Linked DNA regions of Homo sapiens: region 2 is linked to region 1. Evidence: chromatin contacts called from ENCODE Hi-C or POLR2A ChIA-PET data. All regions are on one chromosome and are shown on one strand. The core of a region is the stretch at or near the end of the contact, and the rest is flanking DNA. Distances in the headings are between cores, read along the strand shown.

Region 1 (5,408 bases), core at 1,677-4,176:
AAAGAAAGAAAGAAAGAAAGAAAGAAAGAAAGAAAGAAAGAAAGAAAGAAAGAAAGAAAGGAAGGAAGAAAGAAAGAAAGGAGAAAGAGCAAGAAAGAAAGAGAGAAAGAGCAAGAAAGAAAGATGAAAAGAAAGAAAGAAAGATAGAAGGAAAGAAAGATAGAAAGAAAGAAAAAGAATTGCAGGATGTGGTTCTAATTCTTTGACTTTTCTTTAGATTTTCTGAACTTAAAAAGTTTCTTTAATAAAACGCTTTTCTTAAAAAAACTAGTTTTGTTTAAAAAAAAACACCAACTATCTAAATTTAATTTAATATAAAGTTACTGCTATTAGCATTTTCTTTAGAAGAGTTAAGAAGTTCTTTAATGTGGTTCCGAATGAACCAGTTGTTCAGATGCAGTAATTTTGCTCATCCTGAGCTAGGATATAAAGTGTGCGTAACATGGAGTCTGCTTCCAATGTCTCAGATACTCGAGTGGCTACCTTCACACGTGGAAGAAGCATTAACTTAGCCCTTTCTCATAGAGGACGACAAGCCTTGAAAGCTGTTGGCCTGGAAGATCAGGTACTTAATGTATCTTTCTTACAGAAGATAATACCTGGTATTTTTCAACAATTGCATGGTTTGATTTCATCCTGGCTTAAAAAGTACCATTTAATACCAAGAATCTCTGCATGAAAACTCATTCTACTAAAGCTTTTAAAATTCGAAATTTGGCAAGAGGGTGAACATTGGACACTCGAGGCACCCGAGGAGGACCCTGCAACCGGATGATTGCTTCTGATATTGGGTTCTCAACAGGATGGTGCGTCACTGCCTGTAGAAAGTGAGAGTCAAGATGGCATCCAGGATAAAAGGAGCCAGATTCCTTTTTTTTTTCAATTGCACAGGCCCGTAATATCTTATCTACAATTCTATACTCCAAAAAGACTCTGAAAATAGAAAGCTTCTCATCACTCATTGAGTAGCAAAATCTGACTTGACATGAGACTCTTTGTAGTCTTTTAAAAATCTCATTTAGCATAAATATGTTTTGCTACAGAAATTTTGTGTTTGATTATGGGGCGGGTTTATGTGATATCCAGCATATGTGTACTACACTACTTTCTAAAATTGAAAAATTCTGAATTCTGAAACCATCAGGCCCCATGGGTTTGGATAAAGAATGGTGGGCCTGTAGTAGATTTTCATCATGTGAGCTTAATGTTGTAGAACTTTTCACTGTCTATGTTAGCTTGGTAATATAAACAGACATGATAGATGTATTTTTCTTGATACTACTTTCAGTGACAATGTGTCTTTGAGCTGACAGTACTAGCAAATATGAGTGCTATTTGCATTCCTATTATTTTCTCCCAGATAGCAGCAGTCATGTGTAAGAAAACACTTTGCATTGAATGTTAGGAACCCTGGGTTTTACTCCTCATAATCTCCCTTTTTGTCATGATGAGAAAATCACTTAACCTCTGTAACAACAAATCACTTCCCTCAATCTGTGATATTCGATTTAGATCAGATAAATTTTAAGCCGGTTCTAAGATCTAAGATTAAAAAAACAAACTAAAAGCTTCAGGATCACCATTTTCATTGAAGGAGTTTCTACCACGTTGGGCTTCTATGGTCTTTCACAATTTTTAAAATTTCTTGGAGAATATATGAAATTACATTTAAAAATCAACTTCTATCTTTCTTGCATAATGCCATGTTACTGTCATTGAAGTCAATATTTCTGGTTTCATTTCAGATTGTATCCCAAGGTATTCCCATGAGAGCAAGAATGATCCACTCTCTTTCAGGAAAAAAGTCTGCAATTCCCTATGGGACAAAGTCTCAGGTAGGTTTACCCCGGAGATCATTGTGCATTGATTATAAGGAAGTCAAAGTCTGGAACTTGCCTCTTGTTTGATGGCCCCTCTCTCTCCAGCCCTATCTCTGACATTGCTTGGCTCAGTCTAGACCCCAGGAATACAGATACTAGTTGGCAAGTTTATTCAGAGGAGATGCTCAAAACAAGCCCCAGCCCAGAATAAACATTCAGGAAGAATTAGCTGTTACTGCTCTTATTGTGTCATTTCTTGCCTTTGCGCTGCCCTGCTACCTGGGACAGCCTTTCCTTCTTTTCTCCTTTTCAATTAGGTAGAGAAGATGACTATCTTATTTGTCGTCAAGCATAATGTACAAGAACAATCTAGAAGGTTTCATGATGTTGTTGCCCTTCCCTAACTCACCCTCTTGCTCAAAATTGGGCTTATAATAGAATGTATGGAATGATCCAGAAATGCTTTGAGTACTACATGATTTCTAAAAGAACAGAGGCCAGATGAAGATGGAGAGTTTATGAAAGGAGACTCATTATCCTGCTCTGTGCTTTCCCTATCTTTCACACAGTAACACACAGAACAGGGGGAAATATGTATTTGTATTTTATCTAATTAGACCTTCTGATTCTGTTTCTTGAGAGAGAATGAATGCACCAAACATCCATCGACAACAGAAAAACTCCAACTTCCTTTATTTTTATCCAGCCATGCCTCCTTTTATGAAGTGCAGCGTCTGAGTGAGAATTCATATTCTTCTAAGTCTCTGACCCTCAGCAGAGCTCTCATTGAAACTAGACCTGTGCTTCTCATACTCACCCGGGATCCTGTTAAAATGCAGTCTGATTCATTAGGACTGGGGTGGAGGCGGAGGTTCTACGTTTCTAACGAGCTTCCGGGTGTTTACTTCTTTCACTGAGTTGAGAGTGAAATCAACGTAATCGTCTCACTGTTCACTTGTATTAACAAGGAATGTCCTGAGGAAGGCCAAGTCATCATAGCCGCCCCCGCTTCAGAGACTGAACCAGTAATGTATCCATAGATAAGATACGGTTCAAATATCAGAAAAGCTAAATGAGGAGAGGGACTTGGAGATGACACCATCACCCCACCACCTTGTCTGTGTGTGTGTGAGTGTGAGTGTGTGTGAGAGAGAGAGAGAGAGAGAGAGAAAGAGCGTGCATACATTCCCCAAGAGAGTGAAAGCGTTGGTGTGAGTTCCCTTTTTGCGGCCTTCAATGCATTACAAGGAGGAAACGGCCCCTCCCGCATCATTCCTGCTACTTCTCAATTCTTAAGAACTCAGTTTATGCAAAATTTATAGGGGCCCCACATACTTCAGTTTTTCTTTATCGTCACTTTTATATCTCAGTCAAATATGGCGGCCTCCTTGCCCTTTAAGAACTGCATAAAATTGCTTTACCTGGTCAGTTCCACAGCCTGTGGGAGCACAAAGCCATTCCCATGACTCCGGGATTTCTTCACATCCCCGGGAGCCCACCTTCTCTTGGCCTCCTTTGCCTCTTGGTACCCCACTCCCTCTCACCTGGTATTGGCCGTGTACCATGGTGGTCCGGATTTGAAATATATCTCCTCCACCAATTCCCACAGACAACACTCACTCAAAAGATGCATGGGTCTGCTGAAGACCTACGGGTCATGAAGAGACCTCGTTGTGGATGGCACGGGCGATAATTTAGAAATCTCTAATCTGCAAATTTTGACCTCCAAAATCCTTTCTGACTCCCTTCCCTGGCCTCCCTCCTTCAGCTGTTTTTTCTTTTGAACTTTCTCCAATGTGATGTCCAGATTCTTCTTGTCTTGCTGGGTCCTCCCATCTTCTCCCCAAATTGCCCTGGAAACTGTCAAAATATTCTCTAATATACAGAGCAGGTCAGAGCTCCTCAGTTCTTAATCCTAACCTAACCTCTTATGCTCAAAATAGAGAAATGGCTCCCCCTTAGTAGAAAACATTCTCATTTGAAGGTATTGAGAATAGATAAAATAAACTTTTTTTCTAATATGTCTGAGGTAGTCAGTACTACAACTAATGTCTTACAGATCTCCAAAGGATATATCTAACCTTTTTTAGGTTTTACTATTATCTTTTTGGTTACAGAGGCCACTTTATAGCGCTTGACTTGTTTATTCTTATTTATTCTTCATCAGATCAATCTTGTAGAATTAAATATTGGAGAAGTAAGACTTGATGGGAACGACTCAAATATTTGGTTATGATATAATACTGTCCAAAGATATGGAGTAGACTAGAAAGGGACATTCTGGTGTTCCTGCAGGGATGACAAGTCTATCAGTTCCCAGATGACTGATGTGGAAAGAAAATATTTTCCCCATGTAAATTAATCTTCATAATTTGGGCCAAGCACAGTGGCTGACACCTGTAATCCCAGAACTTTGGGAGGCCAAGGTAGGTGGATTGCTTGAGCCCAGGAGTTCAAAACCAGCCTGGGCAACATGGCAAGACCCTGTTTCTATAAAAAAATTTAAAAATTAGCCGGGCATGGTGGCATGGGCCTGTACTCCCAGCAACTTGGGAGACTTAAGGTGGGAAGATCGCTTGAGCCCGGGAGGTTGAGGCTGCAGTGAGCCATGATCACACCACTACACTCCAGCCTGGGGAACAGCAAGACCCTGTCTCAAAAATTTTTTAAAAAATTAAAAATTAAAAAAGCTTTATAATTTGAATGTTTCCTAACATAATTTAAATAGCAAGTTTGATTTCTGTTGAAATACAGTCTATTAATAACCTAGCTTTGAGGCAGAGAATGAAGATGTTTCTGTTCATTTTAAATTATACAAAGACCAGAATTTCCTCTTCAGTCATTGCCACTGACCAAGTTATTTTTACACCAAGTATAGATTTAGCTGCCAATGTATACTTCTACTTTTGGATGAGGTGAAGATTTATAAATTAGTGTATATGTGTTAAAAATATTTGTTATGTCCCATAATTTGGAAAATTATATGCTTTAAAGTTTTAAAGAATAGATTCACCCTGAATTACCAGCTTGCATTATGACTTTAATGGGCCCCAGGTGGGCACTTTGGCCTCCATGGGCTCCTTTTCTAGAAAAAGGATAAATATTAAAAATTAGATTTTATGGGTTCATTGGTATAAAGATTAATAAAATCCAGGCCAGATTTATTATTACATATTTTTTATTACATAATACTTTTCTTTCCTTCCTTCCTTCCTTCCTTCCTTCCTTCCTTCCTTCCTTCCTTCCTTCCTTCCTCCCTTCTTTCTTTCTAGACAGAGTCTCACTCACTCTGTCATCCAGGCTGAAGTGCAGTAATGTGATCTCGGCTCACTGCAACTTAGGCCTCTCGGGTTCAAGCAGTCCTGCCTCAGCTTCCTGTGACTACAGGCACGCGCCACCAGACCCGGCTTGTTTTTGTATTTTTAGTAGAGACGGGGTTTCGCCATGTTGGCCAGGCTGGTCTTAAACTCCTGACCTCAAGTGATCAGCTTGCCTCAGCCTCACAAAGTGCTGGGATTACAGGGATAAGCCACCATGCCTGGCCACTTTTTTCCTCCTGATTTAAAAATAAACTAAAATCAAAACATT
Region 2 (5,408 bases), core at 1-2,500, 39 kb after region 1:
ACCATGAGGCTGTGCAGCGTTGGCATTGGCAAAAAAAGGTTGGAACAGTTACATTTTATTTATTTTTTAATGTGGTGTTTTGAAATGTCATAGTATTATGATTATGTTTGTTTCCAACAAATACAGAAATAATGGGACAGACACCAACTGTTTGCCTTCCAAACAGAAACTGTCCTGAGTACAGAGAGGGAACAGTGCTTACTGAAAAACATTACAAGGAGGTGGCAAAGAGAGCTTTTGAAGGGAAGAATCTCAAGATAGAAACTGATGCTAATATTTCTCAACTTTTTACTTTATTTTAGCAAGATGTACTGTTCTTGATTTTTGCTTCATGCAATATTCTTATGAGTTTAATTTGTAAAATTAGACAGAACTGAATCACTTTTAAAAGATCTATTCCAATGGAATGCTATAATACATCCATTTTGGGCAGTTGGCCTAGAGAAGCCATTAAATGGAAGGAATTCTGATTCCCTAGTCTTCCACTTTGGGGATTTTACAACGTCATTTATTCAACAGACAGTTTTATTTGGTACATAGATAGCACTGAGCTGGCATGGTGATGAACATGACCAGTTCACACCTTTCACAAAGCTCAGAGGCTAGTAGGGGATACAGACAGTGGCACTGGAGAGAGATAAACTGCCCCCGAGGAGAACAGGAGGGGCCAGGACAGGGGAAGGCGGAAGACACATGAGAAACATATTTCAGTGGAGCTGGAAGGCAGCACAGTGTGTGAGAATGGTCAGAGGGTGGAGGCGGGGCTTTAAACACCTGGAGTATTATCTTGAGAGAAACAGGGAGCCCAGGGAGGCCAGCAGACTCAGGTATGGATTTTAGAAAGATGTCTATATGGAGAATGGATTGGAAGAAATCAAGGTTTATCTGTGCAAGATGAATAAAACAGGGCCCCCACCCTTAAGGAGCTGAAAGTCTAAAAGGGGAAAAGATACCAGCAGGCAGTTAGAATGCAGGACAGTAAGTGCGGGGATAGAAATAGGCCAGGCAAATCCTTCAAGGAGGGATAAAAGTCAATCTTCAAACATTAACTTAAGCAGACCAAAAATTCTGATGACCACATCTAGATTATTTTTTATAAAAATGATTTTCACTATAGCTATGTTAGTTATGCTAAGCTACTGTCCAATCTCTTGTGATGTGTAACTTTTACATGTGAGTATTCAAGTAGATTTCTCTGTCAAAAAAAAAAAAAGAAAAGAAATAGGCCAGGATGCCATGGGAAAGCACCTGACTCAGGCTGGAATGAGCCTCAGGCCACTGTTTACAGCTGGTGTTTAGTCTCCACATAAGTCTTAGTCACAGAGGCCACCAGGCCACCACTCTTCTCCTGGAGACTTTTGGGAAGCTTCTGAGAAGGAATGAATGATGTGTGGCCCCAGCACAGCAGTACTCTTCTAAGAATTCACAGCTCTTTTTCTAAACTGCAAAGGTTTTTTAATGGCTGGACAAAAGCTGACTGCTAAATTTTTTTCATACAGAAGACCTGGATTCATGAGTTTCCTGGGAGAGAGGGAGAAGGGAGGCTCCCAATCCTTGACTTTATCTTGATCTTATCAGTTCCTGATCTGGTGGTCATGCAAGTAAATTGTTGTTTCAGGTTAAAGAACAAAGAGGACATTGTTTACCCCTTTGTTGTTAAAAAATGAAGTCTATTTTCAGATTTTAATCTCTGGACAAATGAAATGAGAGTTCTTGCTGTCTTACAGGTGATAAACAAAGGACTCTTTTTCTTGGGATCACTGATAGCCATCAGCAGTACCTACCTACTTATACACTACATGTCACCACGATCTTTCCTCCGCTTGAGAAGACCATGGAACTGGATAGCTCACTTCCGGAATACAACATGTTTCCCCGCAAAGGCCGTGGACTCCCTAGAACAAATTTCCAATCTCATTAGCAGGTGATAGAAAGGTTTTGTGGTAGCAAATGCATGATTTCTCTGTGACCAAAATTAAGCATGAAAAAAATGTTTCCATTGCCATATTTGATTCACTAGTGGAAGATAGTGTTCTGCTTATAATTAAACTGAATGTAGAGTATCTCTGTATGTTAATTGCAATTACTGGTTGGGGGGTGCATTTTAAAAGATGAAACATGCAGCTTCCCTACATTACACACACTCAGGTTGAGTCATTCTAACTATAAAAGTGCAATGACTAAGATCCTTCACTTCTCTGAAAGTAAGGCCCTAGATGCCTCAGGGAAGACAGTAATCATGCCTTTTCTTTAAAAGACACAATAGGACTCGCAACAGCATTGACTCAACACCTAGGACTAAAAATCACAACTTAACTAGCATGTTAACTGCACTTTTCATTACGTGAATGGAACTTACCTAACCACAGGGCTCAGACTTACTAGATAAAACCAGAAATGGAAATAAGGAATTCAGGGGAGTTCCAGAGACTTACAAAATGAACTCATTTTATTTTCCCACCTTCAAATATAAGTATTATCATCTATCTGTTTATCGTCTATCTATCTATCATCTATCTATCTATCTATCATCTATCTATCTATCTATCTATCTATCTATCTATCTATCTATCTCTATTTATTTATGTATTTAGAGATCAGGTCTCACTCTGTTGACCAGGCTGGAGTGCAGTGGTGAGATCTGGGTTCACTGCAACCTCTGCCTCCTGGGCTCAAGCAATCCTCCCACTTCAGCCTCCCAAATAGCTGGGGCTACCATGGTATTTTTCAGTAGAGACCGGGTCTTGCCATGCTGCCCAGGCCAGTCTCAAACTCCTGGCCTCATGTGATCTGCCCACCTCAGCCTCCCAAAGTACAGGGATTAGAGTTGTGAGCCACCGCTGCCAGCCCAGAGTTACCCTCTAAAGATAAGAAAAAGGCTATTAATATCATACTAAGTGAAGGACAGGAAAGGGTTTTATTCATAAATTAAATGTCTACATGTGCCAGAATGGAAAGGAAACAAGGGGAGACAACTTTTATAGAAATACAAAGCCATTACTTTATTCAATTTCAGACCCTCAGAAGCAATTTACTAATTTATTCTTCGACTACATACTGCAGCAGAACCAGCAATACACTTGATTTTTAAAAGCACATTTAGTGAAATGTTTTCTTTGGTTCATCCTTCTTTAACAGGCTGCTGAGTCACTCAGAAATCCTTCAAACATGATTAATTATGAAGATGAAACACTAGAGTCATATAAGAAATAAAAATTGGGCAATAAAATAAAATGATTCAGTGTTTCTTTTCTATATTGTCAATGAAAACCTTGAGTTCTAATAATCCATGTTCAGTTTGTAGGGAAAGAAAAAATAATTTTTCCTTCTACCCACTTTAGGTTCCTTGGCTGGGGCCCCTATAACAAAAGACAGATTGACAAGAGAAAAACAAACATAAATTTATTAGCGGGTATATGTAATATATATGTGGGAAATACAGGGGAATGAGCAAATCTCAAAGAGCTGGCGTCTTAGAACTCCCTGGCTTATATAGCATCGACAAAGAACAGTAAATTTTTAGAGAAACAACAAAACAAAGAAAAAGAGCTTTGAGTCTGTAGGGGCAGCAATTTGGGGGAAGCAAATATATGGGAGTTTGCCTTGTAGATTCCTCTGGTGCTGGTCTCCAGGCTGACAAGGATTCAAAGTTGTCTCTGAAACTCCTCTTTGTCATACTGCACATATAAAACGTCTTTTGTTTCCAACAAGAGGATTTTCTTTTTCATTCTAGAATTATCTCCTTGATAACTTGATCAGATATAGGACATGACACTGAATAGAGTCCAACAGTACAAAAAAAATTCAGTATGTTCTAGCTACTTCACACATGTGTACGCGACAGTTATTTTTACAGTAAGGTATTTTCGAGAAAAATGCATTACGTGTTTTGGAAAATAGAGTAATTTAAAAAATATATTTGAAATGAAAATCTCCAACACATTAGAAGATGATGATGTTAGATGCCCATCGTGTGCCACAAGTGGTTTTTTCATTATGTAAAGCACCCGTTGAATTAAAAGAATTTGTTTTTGTTCAACCTCTTCCTGAGGCCCAAGAGCATATGGGCAATTCGGATTTCCTGCTGGACCACAAGGTTCTGTTGATATTACATAGAACGGGTATTCCAGACACTTCTTATGATGAAAGTCCAAAAGTGGCATCCAATTTAAGGCCCCATCTTTCGTTGCCATTCTTCATTCCTACAAAGGACGAACTTGGATTACATCAACTTTGGACCCATTGGTTTTGTCGCTGTCGTCAACTGACAGTGATTCATCACTGGTGATGATAAAAATGATGGAAGAAGAGTTGAAAGTCACTTTTTTCTTTGGCCTGTCCCCATCTTTCTGTGACATCACAATGGGTCTGATCTGCATTTCACTTCCAGCTGCTGGTAGGTCTTTAGCAGGCCTCTGGCACCTCAGCAGTCGGAGGCACAGAAGCTGCAAAAGGGATCTTCGAAACTGGGCAGAGAAAAAATAAAGTGGAATATTAAGTAAAAGTTGGGCACTAATCTGGATTAACATTCGAGGAAATCAGTTGAGCTGAATTTAAGTTGTTTTTTGTTTGTTAGCAGGTGTGGATGTGGGGTTATGTGGTCATGCTCAGATCTACCTAAATCACCCCAGAGCTTTATGTCTTTTATTCATTCTAATTCTTATTAACCGGAATATGTAGGACCATTTCAATACCTTGTAATCCTCCAAGCTTCAATCTGCACACACTTTCTATGAGGGCAGGTACAACTATTAAGAGATTTTGAACATTAAGTTAGTCCACAAATATTCAGTGGGCATCTACTAGGTGACAGCCACTGTGCTATAATTAGAGACTTTTTACTATAAGCATCAAAAACAGATAAGGCTCTTCCTGGCAGAGTTTACAGCCTGGTGTACTTGCTAATGTCTCTTTAATTAGGTGAAGAATTTTTTTTTTCTATCGAAATTACTAATCAGTTGGGGAAAAAAATACTATAGCAGACAGCACTAATGTCATCAACAAACATTGTTCTTCTCCGTGTCCTGGGTACAACATCGAATAATATTTCTTGGCCTCCTTTCCGCTTCTCCTCTCTGCTGTTCCTCTCTACAAGAACCTGGGAGGCCAACGCCTAAAGATCATAATATCACACAATGGAAGGAACCTAGATTCCTAAATGACTGCATAGGACAGATCCCATCTCCTCCACCCAATACATTATTAGACTGAACTGTGACCTGAAATGAGCAATAAACTCTGTATTAATTCACTGAAATGTTGGGGTTGCTTGTTATAGTAGTCGGTCCATCATGACCAGTAAAACATAAATCAAAAGTTAATGTAATTGTTATCCCATTATTTAGAGCGAAATAAATGTTGAATATATGGACTTTCTCAGATTAGGAAATACCAATTAAAAATATAAT

Evidence for each region. Hi-C counts contacts between places; a loop is a spot of excess contacts on that map. ChIA-PET counts read pairs that join two places held with the same protein, here RNA polymerase II (POLR2A). Pooled maps may share reads with other maps.
Region 2: a map of CD14-positive monocyte shows a loop between it and region 1 (2.5-fold over the local background). The contact joins two enhancer-like sites. A Hi-C loop is called at or near these places in 5 of 168 maps with a recorded cell type or tissue (B cell, CD14-positive monocyte, K562 and 2 more), 8 of 37 single-sample maps with no recorded cell type and 13 of 50 pooled maps. POLR2A ChIA-PET finds 5 or more read pairs at or near these places in 5 of 52 experiments (HCT116, MCF 10A, activated B cell and 2 more).

What each region holds. Positions count from the first base shown.
Region 1 is chr1:241,549,210-241,554,617 of GRCh38, forward strand. It overlaps KMO (kynurenine 3-monooxygenase), which reads left to right. Exons shown (of 15, transcript NM_003679.5): 3 at 468-565; 4 at 1,746-1,835. Among named protein-coding and RNA genes, the nearest start is that of KMO, 20 kb to the left of the region's middle. Within about 2 kb of position 2,927, at least 10 of the 41 ENCODE cell types and tissues checked have a DNase peak (open chromatin) inside an H3K27ac peak, as active enhancers do; they include CD14-positive monocyte, where a contact is called at or near this core.
Region 2 is chr1:241,590,226-241,595,633 of GRCh38, forward strand. It overlaps KMO (kynurenine 3-monooxygenase), which reads left to right. Exons shown (of 15, transcript NM_003679.5): 14 at 1-38; 15 at 1,728-5,408. The coding sequence ends at 1,928. It overlaps OPN3 (opsin 3), which reads right to left. Exons shown (of 4, transcript NM_014322.3): 4 at 2,899-4,466. The coding sequence ends at 4,203. Among named protein-coding and RNA genes, the nearest start is that of CHML, 47 kb to the right of the region's middle. Within about 2 kb of position 1,251, at least 4 of the 41 ENCODE cell types and tissues checked have a DNase peak (open chromatin) inside an H3K27ac peak, as active enhancers do; they include CD14-positive monocyte, where a contact is called at or near this core.